Linked DNA regions of Homo sapiens: region 1 is linked to region 2. The links are chromatin contacts, found by Hi-C or POLR2A ChIA-PET in ENCODE. All regions are on one chromosome and are shown on one strand. Each heading gives the region's core, a stretch centred on a gene start or an enhancer-like site at or near the end of the contact. The rest is flanking DNA. Distances are from core to core; before and after follow the strand shown. Region 1 holds the start of KLRB1 (killer cell lectin like receptor B1). Region 2 overlaps MFAP5 (microfibril associated protein 5).

The links. A loop is a pair of places that touch in the nucleus more often than their neighbours do. ChIA-PET counts read pairs that join two places held with the same protein, here RNA polymerase II (POLR2A). Pooled maps may share reads with other maps.
Region 1: a pooled map shows a loop between it and region 2 (4-fold over the local background). The contact joins the promoter of KLRB1 here to the enhancer-like site in region 2. A Hi-C loop is called at or near these places in 1 of 37 single-sample maps with no recorded cell type and 3 of 50 pooled maps. POLR2A ChIA-PET finds 5 or more read pairs at or near these places in 3 of 52 experiments (CD8-positive, alpha-beta memory T cell, activated T-cell and activated naive CD4-positive, alpha-beta T cell).

The regions. Positions count from the first base shown.
Region 1 is chr12:9,603,438-9,609,635 of GRCh38, reverse strand. It overlaps KLRB1 (killer cell lectin like receptor B1), which reads left to right and starts at 1,720. Exons shown (of 6, transcript NM_002258.3): 1 at 1,720-1,881. The coding sequence starts at 1,797.
Region 2 is chr12:8,640,941-8,647,350 of GRCh38, reverse strand. It overlaps MFAP5 (microfibril associated protein 5), which reads left to right. Exons shown (of 10, transcript NM_003480.4): 10 at 1-1,408. Among named protein-coding and RNA genes, the nearest start is that of MFAP5, 19 kb to the left of the region's middle. RefSeq lists enhancers at 2,409-2,468, 2,110-2,632. Within about 2 kb of position 2,275, at least 6 of the 41 ENCODE cell types and tissues checked have a DNase peak (open chromatin) inside an H3K27ac peak, as active enhancers do.

The DNA.
Region 1 (6,198 bases), core at 471-2,970, 960 kb before region 2:
ACCAATAACAATGGCAACAAAAGCCAAAATTGACCAATGGGATCTAACTAAATTAAAGAGCTTCTGCACAGCAAAAGAAACTACCATCAGAGTGAACAGACAACCTACAGAATGGGAGAAAATTTTTACAATCTACCCATCTGACAAACGGCTAATATCCAGAATCTACAAAGAACTTACATAAATTTACAAGAAAAAATCAACCAACCCCATCAAAAAATGGGCAAAGGATATGAACAGACACTTCTCAAAAGAAAACATTTATGCAGGCAACAGACACATGAAAAAATGCTCATCATCACTGGCCATCAGAGAAATGCAAATCTAAACCACAATGAGATACCATCTCACACCAGTTAGAATGACAGTCATTAAAAAGTCAGGAAAAAACAGGTGCTGGAGAGGATGTGGAGAAATAGGAACACTTTTACACTGTTGGTGGGACTCTAAACTAGTTCAACCATTGTGGAAGACAGTGTGGCGATTCCTCGAGGGACTAGAACTAGAATTTGACCCAGCCATCTCATTACTGGGTATATACCCAAAGGATTATAAATCACGCTGCTATAAAGACACATGCACACATATGTTTATTGTGGCACTATTCACAATAGCAAAGACTCGTGAACCATCCCAAATGTCTATCAATGATAGACTGGATTAAGAATATATGGCACATATGCACCATGGAATAGTATGCAGCCATAAAAAAGGATGAGTTCATGTCCTTTGTAGGGACATGGATGAAGCTGGAAACCATCATTCTGAGCAAACTATTGCAAGGACAGAAAACCAAACACCGCATGTTCTCACTCATAGGTTGGAATTGAACAATGAGAATATTTGGACACAGGGAGGGGAACACCACACACCGGGGCCTGTCGTGGGGTGGGGGGAGGGGGGAGGGATAGCATTAGGAGATATACCTAATGTAAATGACAAGTTAACGGGTGCAGCACACCAACATGGCACATGTATACATATGTAACAAACCTGTACATTGTGAACTTAAAGTATAATAATAATAAAAAAAGGTAAAAAAAAAAAAGTAGACACATACTATAATCACCTTGAAAAAAAAAGAAAGTCTTTCAAAGAGATAAAAAATTCCATATACTCCACTTCCTACAATTCTGGCAGTTTCCAAATACTTTTACTTATGTGAAAATGCTATCATATCCAAGAGTGCCTTTAGAGCTAAGCTAACAGTAGGCTACTGATCTTTAGCACATTGCTTTTTCTGTTGTGTTATTCAGGGGGCTTTCTCACATTTATGTTTCCATTTTTCACATTTCACAACTTTCTTTGGAGCACAGATATTTCAGGAAGATTTTAGAGCCTTTGAATAGCATTATGGACTTTTTTGCATTAATTTTTACTTTTACAAAATTGTGCTAAATATTATTTCTGTTAATTAGTGAGTTTTGTTGGGGGCCCCTTAAATTGGAACCCCAGGCTATGCCTCATTTGCTTCACTCTGGTCCTGGCCCTGAGAGAGGAACACAAAAGGGATGGTTAGAAAAACAAGAACAAATGAGCCTCCCAGAATTTTCTCAAACAACAGGCCAGTTAATTAAGGAAAGTAGATATTACATAGCTAGGTATAATGAACATGCAGTCAGTGGATTGTCTCAGTAATTTATGGAGATAACCACCAACAAAAAGTGTATGTGGGTGGGGACAAAAGAGAGACAACAAAGTACTGCAGGCAGAAAGCTTCCTTTTGCTGATTTTGCCTCACAGAATTGAGAGTTTGTTCTTACACACAAGTTTAATGCCACCTTCCTCTGTCTGCCATGGACCAACAAGCAATATATGCTGAGTTAAACTTACCCACAGACTCAGGCCCAGAAAGTTCTTCACCTTCATCTCTTCCTCGGGGTAAGTGGCTTTAATTTTCCTTTCGGCATTTGTATGTCTTCCAGAATTAGATCTTCCTGTTACATTTATGGCTTTAAATCATTGCTTTAAAGATGAGCAGTAGTTTTATATTAATGTTTAACGGGTGTTGCATGGCTTGCCTGTAGATAATCACAACTTTGGGAAAAAAAATTTAAACCTCATACATTTATTTTTTTCAATCAAGTTAGCATGAAAAGCAAACATCACTTGTCTTACTGAGCCTTGGTTAAAAGACTCTGAACACTTTAGGCTACCCTGGGCACACTGCCTATTGGTTACCCCTGCTCTACAGGGATGGAAAGAAGGAAGAAAGAAAGAAAGAAAGAAAAGAAAGAAAGAAAGAAAGAAAGAAAGAAAGAAAGAAAGAAAGAAAGAAAGGAAGAAAGAAAGAAAGAAAGGAAAGAAAGAGAAAGAAAAGAAGAAAGAAAGAAAGGAGAGAAAGAAAAAGAAAGAGAGAGAAAGGAAAGGAAAGAAAGAAAAAGAGAAGGAGGAAGGAAGGAAGGATGGAAGGAAGGAAGGAAAAATATTTTACATGTATGAACTAAGGAATATTTAAGACACATTGCAAACTTGCTGTAATAACAACCTACGTTATTCCAAATTCCTCTACAAAATATCAATACTATGATTAAGTCCCAGTGCATTTTCATCCATAATATTCCTTTCAGAATACAACGTGTAGGCCAGTTGCAGTGGCTCATGCCTGTAATCCCAACACTTTGGTAGGCTAAGGTGATTTGCTTGAGTCCAGGAGTTTAAGGCCAGCCTGGGCAATGTGGCAAAACCTCATCTCTACAAACAATACAAAAAAATAGCCAAGTGTGGGGCACGTGCCTGTGGTCCTAGCTACTCGGGAGGCTGAGGTGAGAGGATTGCTTGAGCCCAAGAGATCAAGGCTGCAGTGAGCTGTAATTGTGCCACTGTACTCCAGCCTGGGTGACACAGCAAGACTATCTCAAAAAAAAAAAAAAAATATATATATATATATATATATATATACTTTTTATACATATATTTTATATATTTTATATATATATATATACTTTTTATACATATATTTTATATATTTTATATATATATATATAAAGTGTAGGCTTAATGAGTAACATACTTCACTCTCTCAAGAGAGGGGAACACTTTCTGGAAAAAAAATCATATTCAAGATCAAAGATTTGAATATCATTACTACCTGATAGTTTCTAGTTTGAAAAGTATCACAGCTTAGAAAGAGACAAGCCACAAAAATACTCGAGCATATCAGTAACGAACCTACTTACCATTTGTTGAAACTGGCACTTTCCTGTGTCTCTGAAGAGTTAGCATTCTGAGTGAAAGAAGCGGGGAACACCAATGTGAGGTAACACATGATGGATAGCATGGCCTGTGGATGGATGGGAAGAAACTAGAAACTGAGGCAGAAAATCAGCATGAAATTATTATGACACATTATTATTTTCTGATATCTAACTGAATTTACTATCATTGATAATATTACAATTGTTTACCAATCTGATATTCATTCCATGTCATGCCAAGCATTTGACTTGTGCTGTTTTAAGACTGTTTAAGTTTTAAACTATTGAATTCTCAAAGTTTTAAGTCAAGAAGAAAGTCTTAGAGCCGTCAATTAAGTTTCAGTATAATTTTCACATAAGAGTAGAGGAAATCAGAGGGTTCTAATAACTATAGGGAGGATTTGGTTGAGTAACATTTTTTTTTAAAGAAAAGAGTAAGTCTTTCTTTTCCTCTATTCATATCTAGCAAAAGGTGGAAAGTGGGCTTTTGTCAGAAAATGAATATAGAGGTAGTGAGACTCTTCCCAAATGTTGCTATGATCCCAAACCAATGGATGCAGAAATTTTTTCTACTTGGATTGTAATAATTATCCTATAAAATGTCATTCTGAGAGTAAACCTGAAGAAAAAATAAGAGTAGAATAAAGCCAGAGCAAAATATGTGACTATAGAACACTGGTCTGATATTGAATGACAGTAAAACCACTATTGGTCTCTGGCTAAACTGCTGAGGCTGTGGTCACTCTGTAGCAAGCACGGTGATTGTGTCTAAGGCAGTCAACAAAACCAGAAGGAGAGATGTGAGTGATAACCGATCTTGCTTATGGCCAAATGGCCAAGGGTTTGGTCTGTTAGAAAAGTGGATAAGGTGTTTGCAAAAATGCCCCTAGAGTTTATTCATTCATTAAAAAATAAGCTCCTACTCTGCACCAGGCATGCTGTGAATACAGCAGTGAACAAAATAGAGAAAATTATTTTCCTTCATAGAGTTTATAGTAAAATAGAGGCACACTTGTGGAAGACAGTATGGCGATTCCTTAAGGATCTAGAGCTAGAAATACCATTTGACCCAGTGATCCCACTACTGGGTATATACTCAAAGGATAATAAATCATGCTGCTATAAAGACACATGCACACGTATGTTTATTGCGGCAGCATTCACAATAGCAAAGACTTGGAACCAACCCAAATGTCCATCATTGATAGACTGGATTGAGAAAATGTGGCACATATACACCATGGAATACTGTGCAGCCATAAAAAAGGATGATTTCATGTCCTTTGTAGGGACATGGATGAGGCTGGAAACCATCATTCTGAGCAAACTATCACAAGGACAGAAAGCCAAACACCGCATATTCTCACTCATAGTGGGAATTGAACAATGAGAACACATGGACACAGGGCAGGGAACATCACACACCAGGGCCTGTTGTGGGGTGGGGGTAGGGAGAAGGGATAGCACTAGGAGAAATACCTAATGTAAATGACGAGTTAACGGGTGCAACAAACCAACATGGCACATGTATACATATGTAACAAACCTGCACATTGTGCCCATGTACCCTAGAACTTAAAGTATAATAAAAAATAAAAATTAAAAAAATGGAGGCACACCATCAATAAAATAAACAAATAACTAAGTCAGTATAAAAGATGAGACGGTGTTAATGTTATTGAGAAAGATTTGAATATAGGATTTAACTTTCGGGGAGGGTAGCATATCAAACAGAATAATCAAGGAAGGCCTCCCTGAGAAGATGACATTGAGTCAAAACCTGACAGAAGTGAGGGACAAAGACATAAGCCCCTGAGAGAGAAGCCTTCTAGGAAGGTGACCAACAAGTGCAAACACATCGAAATGAAAACACGCCTGTGGTATTGTAGGAGGCATCTGCGTGGAGAGTGAGCGTATGGAGGCCAGATGGGGTGAGGGCAAAATGTGAAACCACTATTGGACTCTGGCTAAACTGTTGAGGCTATGGTCACTCTGTAGCATGGTGATTGTGTCTAAGGCAGTCAACAAAACCAGAGAGATGTGAGTGATAACATCCAACAGAAGTGGGCGCCAGCTTAAATAGGGACATATGAGCCATTCTACAGACTCAGATTTGCCTGATGAAAAGCCATTGGAAGGTTTAGAATAATGAAATGAGATGATTTCACATACTTTTTAAACTCAAATGGAGAACAGCCATAGGTAGGTATTTCCAGATAGCTAACGTCCGCCGGACCCCTGTAGTGATTCATTGTAACTTCATTAATTCTAATGTCACGTGGTGCCACAGAAACACAGTACAGGAGTACATTCCTCCCAGACACAGTACACTCCACTCAACTCCTTACATTTTAGCATGAATGAATAACGATTTTTAAAAGTCACCAAGTTGCCTTTTACCTATAGTTAAAAAAAAAAAACAACTTTTAGAAAAAAAGAACTGCTGTTCATTGAACAGTTACCATGTGCCAGACACTGTGCCCAGCATTTAGAAGAATTGTTTCATATAATCCTCTCCAAAATATTATGACATAGATAATATTCCACATTTCACAGATGAGGAAATCTGTGGGTTATGAAGGTTGAACGTATTTTCCAAAATAACATGTTCACATTCAGATTTGCTAGATCGGAAAGACTGTTCTTAATCAATGTTAGCCTTTAGTAATGAAAATTACTAAATTCATGTTAGTAATAGAATTAGGCTGGGTGCGGTGGCTCACGTATGTAATCCCAGCACTTTGGGAGGCTGAGGCGGGTGGATCACCTGAGGTTGGGAGTTCGAGACCAGCCTGACCAACATGGAGAAACCCGTCTCTACTAAAAAAAAAAAAAAAAAATACAAAATTAGCCGGGCATGGTGGCGCATGCCTGTAATCCCAGCTACTCGGGAGGTTGAGGCAAGAGAATTGCTTGAACCTGGGAGGCGGAGGTTGCGGTGAGCTGAGATTGCACCATGAGCCTGGGCAACAAGAGTGAAACTCCGTCTCAAAAATAAATA
Region 2 (6,410 bases), core at 1,026-3,525:
GAAACTAAGTCTCATTTACTGATTCGTTTATGGGTAGTACCGGGATGAACCCACCACCACAAAGCAAATTAGACAACTTAATGTGAAATCATACCATTGGTTGACGTTTCCTTGAGTTGCTACTTCGTTCATCTTCACAACTTAACAAGTGCACGGTCGAATTATTGTGCAAGTGGCTTTTGGATATCCTGATTGGGGCCTAAGAAGGGCATTCAGACTTGAATTTTAATAGGCAGACAGAAAGTTTGCCTAATAGTTAATACGAAAGAGTGAAAGAAACACAATATTCAGACAACCCACATTCTTATCCTGGCTCTAGCAGTAACCACGTAGCCTTGGATAAGCCATTTTCCTTCATTAGGTCCTGGTTTAATTTCCTCATCTTTAAAATGAGAAGGTTAAATTTATCTTAGTACTGCTGGGCGCAGTGGCTCATGCCTGTAATCTGAGCACTTTGGGAAGCTGAGGCGGGTGGATCACTTGAGGTCAGAAATTTGAGACGAGCCTGGCCAACATGGTGAAACCCCATCTCTACTAAAAATACAAAAATTAGCTGGGCGTGGTGGCACGTGCCTGTAATCCCAGCTACTCGGGAGGCTGAGGCAGGAGAATCAATTGAACCTGGGAGGCAGAGGTTGCAGTGAGCCGAGATGGCGCCATTGCACTCCAGCCTGGGTGACAAAAGCAAAAGTCCATCTTAAGAAATATATATATATATTATATATATTCTTAGTTCTAAGATTTCCTTTAATTCTATGATTCTCTGGATTTAAATGCATTATTCATATTTCTTGAAGCTTAGATACAGTCTAATTCATAGCAACCATATCTGCTTTATCCTAGGTGAGGGTAGCAGTCCACAATGGAATAGAAGAAAATCCCATTATAACAAATGACAAATTATATATCATGAATCCTTCTGTCTGACTAACTCAATAACTTTCTATAAAAGCCAATGGAATTCAAATAGGAGCTAGGAGACAACAAGTTATATATGACAGTGGAGGTTGTATTCCTTTTATATTGCTGAGAAAACTAGTTAAATGATCAGATTCTTGCTGTTAAGAAACAATTTCGTTTAATGGGATCTGTACAACTGATTTTAAAAAAATGCTACAAAAAGCCCCAAAGCATATAATCTCTACTCCTTACAGTCTCTAGAATTAAATGTACTCATTTAGACAACATATTAAATGCATATTTTAGCCACTTTAGAGAAACCTCATAGGCACAGAGTTTCCAAGATTAATTTTAAGAATATCTTCACGAACTTGACCCTCCTACTCCACATTGCAACATTTCCATCAGACAGCATTTCAATTCCAGTATTATGTATATTGCAAATTAAACATTTTAAAATATTTTTTTCCAATTTATTTCTCAAAATAAAATGTCTTTTGTTCTGGTTCTTTTTCTCTTCTATGTTTACGAAAAAGGCCTGAATTTATGAACTTTTATTCCACTTTAAAAAATGTGTATCAGCCGGGCGTGGTGGCTCACGCCTGTAATCCCAGCACTTTTGGAGGCTGAGGTGGGCGGATCACCTGAGGTCAGGAGTTTGAGACCAGCCTGGCCAACATGATAAAACCCTGTCTCTAAGAAAGATACAAAAAAATTACCCAGGCATGGTGGCGGGTGCCTGTAATCCCAGCTACTCGGGAGGCTGAGGCAAGAGAATCGCTTGAATCAGGGAGGTGGAGGTTGCAATGAGCCAAGATCATGCCACTGCACTCCAGCCTGGGCAACAACAGTGAAATTCCGTCTCAAAAAATAAAAGAAGATTCAGAAGAAAGTTTTTACTCATTAAGGTGTTAATATATTTTTTTTCCTGGTGAGCCCAAATGACAACCTTGCTAAGCAATGGCTTTCAATGAAAAGCCATTTTTTAAACCAAAATAATGGATCTTTAATGTTAGAATTAAAGAATTTGGTAAAAATATCAGTAGATATTGAATGCCCTCCTGGTATCCTGAATAGATAGCAGCCTCATCTACCTATTCATAAAGATTCACTTTTATTTTCCCTTCTCTAATTGAGTTGATTCTACTCTGAGGCTTTTTCCATATTCCATGCTTACGATTCAAGAAAATTCTACTTTCTCCTCAAATGAACACATTCTGGAAATTTGAGTGTGTCTTCTACTCACTAAATACAGTTCTATGCACACTCAGTATTGTTTTGACTCATGGCAGAGAGTGCAAACCGCAGCTGGTTTCCCAATTTCTGAGTCTTACTTTGATGACATATACAGCAGTATATGTTGCTAGACACAAGCTCCTCCCTTCTCTGCTTCAGGGTACTTGTGGCCAAAGTTAGATGTTTAACTAACCACTTTACACCTGGTGAGAAGGCACAAACAACCTCTAAGATCCCTCTTCCTTTTGTACTGAAGCAGCTGTAACACAATGAAGAAGGAAAACAATCCTAAAAGAAGTGGGAACAAAGATGGCACCAGACCAGGGGATAGCCAGATGAGAGAGTGACAACAGGCTGACACCAGGGTTGGGGAGCCAGGAAGCTAAAAGATGGAAACTGTCAAATTCCAAATTCAAAGGGAATTTGAGAAGTGGGGAAGGGGTCCTGGGGGATCTGGAAACTTAGGGTAAAACAGAAAGACATCAGGAGCACAGTGGAGGAGAGGCAGGACTGTCCTTGTAGCTTTGTCAGCTCAGGGAGGCCTTACTTAATAAAGCAATACTCTGATAAAAACGGAAGCCCTTGTATCTTTGAGCATTTTCACCAACCAAACATCAGGGAAAGTGACTTGTTAAGACTGCGGTAAGGAGAGGAACAGGTGGCCACAGTTTTGTTTTCTTTCTTTCTTTCTTTCTTTCTTTTTTTCTCTAAAAACCAGTCAAGCAGACCCAGAAGCAGCAGTCAGACGACAAATTCTGGGCAGAACCCAAGATGGAAAAAGCAAATGTTTATATAAATAGAGGTGCAGAGCCCACAGCTTCCTGTTGACAAATCGAACTTCACTTTACCTCAAACCCTCATTTTTTTTTAATAGCTGATAATGATTTGGTGTTATTTTTCAACTTGTCCAATCACTTAGAGTAAGGTTCTAGTTTATTCCTAACCCTTGGGTCTTGCAGTTCTTTTCTCTACCTCTGGTATTTTTCCCTTTCCTCTCCCTTTTCCTTTCTCCTGGGTACTTACCTGGCTATACATCTGTACTGTGTAGCTTTATGGAGTGTTTGGTTAAATTTATGTAACAATCCATAGGTATTCAAGATGATCTCATAAATTTGTGGGAGATCCACCTTGTCTTCCCTCCTCCACCAGACAAACAAACAAACAAAAACCCCAAACCAAACCAGAATAGATAAGTTTTGAGCAAGTATAAGGAAATTCATTTTATGGAAAATAATCTGTATTATATTGAAGAGATTGATGGGTGTTAAGGTATCAACTGCATCACTGTATACCATTTCCTAATATGTGGTTCTGTCCCAAATGATCAAAAACAAGGAGTTATAATGAAGGGTAATGAGAATTGTACAAAGAAACATTTCTTCCATTTGTATAAACCTCTATAAATCCATCTATTCTTGAAAATGGATGAGATTTTAGGGGAATGGGGAATGAAGTAGTAGTAACACAAATAAGCAGGCCAGGCGCGGTGGCTCACACCTGTAATCCCAGCACTTTGGGAAGGTGAGGCAGGCAGATCACCTGAGGTCAGAAGTTTGAAACCAGCCTGGCCAACATGGCGAAACCCCATCTCTACTAGAAACACAAAAATCAGCCGGACGTAGTAGCAGTAATTTCTCTCTTGTCATGTAGAAACTAAAAAAAATTATTACATCATTGATATATGGGATGTCTAGATCCCCAAATCAACATGGTTCTAGGTACAATAAAAGTGACACTTGGCCGGGCGCGGTGGCTCACGCTTGTAATCCCAGCACTTTGGGAGGCCGAGGCGGGTGGATCACGAGGTCAGGAGATCGAGACCACGGTGAAACCCCGTCTCTACTAAAATTAAAAAAAAATTAGCCCGGCGTGGTGGCGGGCGCCTGTAGTCCCAGCTACTCGGAGAGGCTGAGGCAGGAGAACGGCGTGAACCCGGGAGGCGGAGCTTGCAGTGAGCCGAGATGGCGCCACTGCATCCAGCCTGGGTGACAGAGCGAGACTCCGTCTCAAAAAAAAAAAAAAAAAAAAAAAAAGTGACACTTATCCTGTTCATTTTAATTTCAAATAATTGGTCTTTGTTTCAGTGCCAGTCCAGACTTGGCACTCACTAGTGGTATGATGCCAAGCAAGTAGCTTCTCAGCTGTAAATTGGTGGCAACATACCTGCCTTAGGGGTGGTTCTGTGAATTAACAAGATTATGTGTTCAAAGGTTTAGTAAGACTATTAATTAAGACTTATTAACTATTAAGTATTAGCTATTAACTATTAAGTATTATTAACTATTAACTATTAAGTAAGACTTATTAATTAATTAATAAGACTATAGGATTTTTTTTTTTCTACTTAAGCTGATTGGTTTCTGTTAAACTGTTCTTGAGTAGGTTGGCTTTTCCATTCTTTCCCTTGTAACGAAACAGATGAATCTTGCTGGCTAGCCAATGAGTAGGAAACTTGCAAAAAATGTGCAATACCAGAGATACTAGTTTCTCTACTGTTTAAAGTGTGTTTAAATGTACCTTTTTTTTTTCCTCATACAGATGGGGGTCTGGCTATGTTGCCCAGACTAGTCTTGAACTCCCAGCCTCAAGTGATTCTCCCACCTCGGCCTCCCAAAGTGTTGAGATCACAAGAATGAGCCGCTGTTCCTGGTCCTAATTTAAATGTAATTAAAATTTTTTTTTTGGCCAGACTCAGTAGCTCACATCTGTAATCCCAACGCTTTGGGAGACCAAGGCAGGAGTTCAAGACTAGCCTGAGAAACATAGCAAGACTGTCTCTACAGAAAATTAAAATACTAGCCAGGCATGGTAGCTGCCCCTGTAGTCCCAGCTACTGGGTATGCTGAGGCAGGAGGATTGCTTGAGCCCACGAGGCCGAGGTTACAGTGAGCTATGATGGTATCACTGTACAACAGCCTGGGTGACAGAGTGAGATCCTGTCTGTAAAACAATTTTTTAAAAGTAAAACTTTTTTAAAAGTGGAATTATTCCAAATGTGGTCTTTGGAACTCTAGGACAGCATTGTTATGGTTTGAATGTTTGTCCCCTCCCAAACTCATGTTGAGTTTTAATTGATGTGGGGTCTTTAAGAGGTGATTAGGGGTCGGGCATGCTATAATCCCAGCACTTTGGGAGGCCGAGGCAGGGGGATAATCTGAGGTCAGGAGTTCGAGACCAATCTGGCCAACATGGCGAAACCCTGTCTCTACTAAAAATACAAAAAATTAGCCAGGCGTAGGGGTGGGTGCCTATATTCCAGCTACTTGGGAGGCTGAGGCAGGAGAATCGCTTGAACCCAGGAGGTGGAGGCTGCAGTGAGTCACGATTGTGCCATTGCACTCCACCCTGGGCAACAAGAGCGAAACTCTATCTTAAAAAAAAGAAGAAGAAATGATTAGGGCCGGGAGCAGTGGCTCACATCTGTAATCTCGACACTTTGGGAGGCTGAGGCAGGAAGATCACTTGAGGTAAGGAGTTCAAGACCAGCCAACTCCAGCCAATATGGTGAAACCCCGTCTCTCCTGAAAATACAAAAATTAGCTAGGTGTGGTGGTGGATGCCTGTAATCCCAGCTACTCAGGAGGCTGAGCCATGAGAATTGCTTGAACCTGGGAGGCGGAGCTTGCAGTGAGCCGAGATCGCACCACTGTACTCCAGCCTGGGTGACAGAGCAAGACTCCATCTCAAAAAAAAAAAAAAAAGAAAAGAAAAGAAAAGAGGTGATTAGGTGATGGCAAATCGATCATAAATGGATTACTGCTGCTGTTATTGCAGGGGTAGGTTAGTTATCACGAGACTGGGTTTATAATAAAAGGGAGTTTTGCCCGATTTCTTCTCTCTGCCTCACCAGTTTGCTTGCACTTGCTGTCCTTCCACCATGGGATGACTCTCATCAGATGATGGCACCATGTTCTTGGACTTCTCAGCCTCCAGAACTGTGAGAAATAAATTTCTTTTCTTTATAAATTACTCAGTTGGTGACAGACTCAATAACACAAAATAGACTAAAACAACAACAACAACAACAACTTTTTAATAAAGTGTTCTGTGCTTTTTTTTTAAACAAACATCATATTCCCTGTGTGGTGGGAAGCAGAAGTATTATTATTCATATTTTTCAGACAGAGAAAAAGGTTTAATAAGACCTGACCAAGTTCACACAGTTTTGGTGCGGCAGACCCACGCCTGAATTCTAAAACTCTAAAACTTCTCAAAGGTCTAAAAGTTCTAAAAGTTAATCCAGTTGCAAAAGGAAGACTCCAAGACAAAGGAGT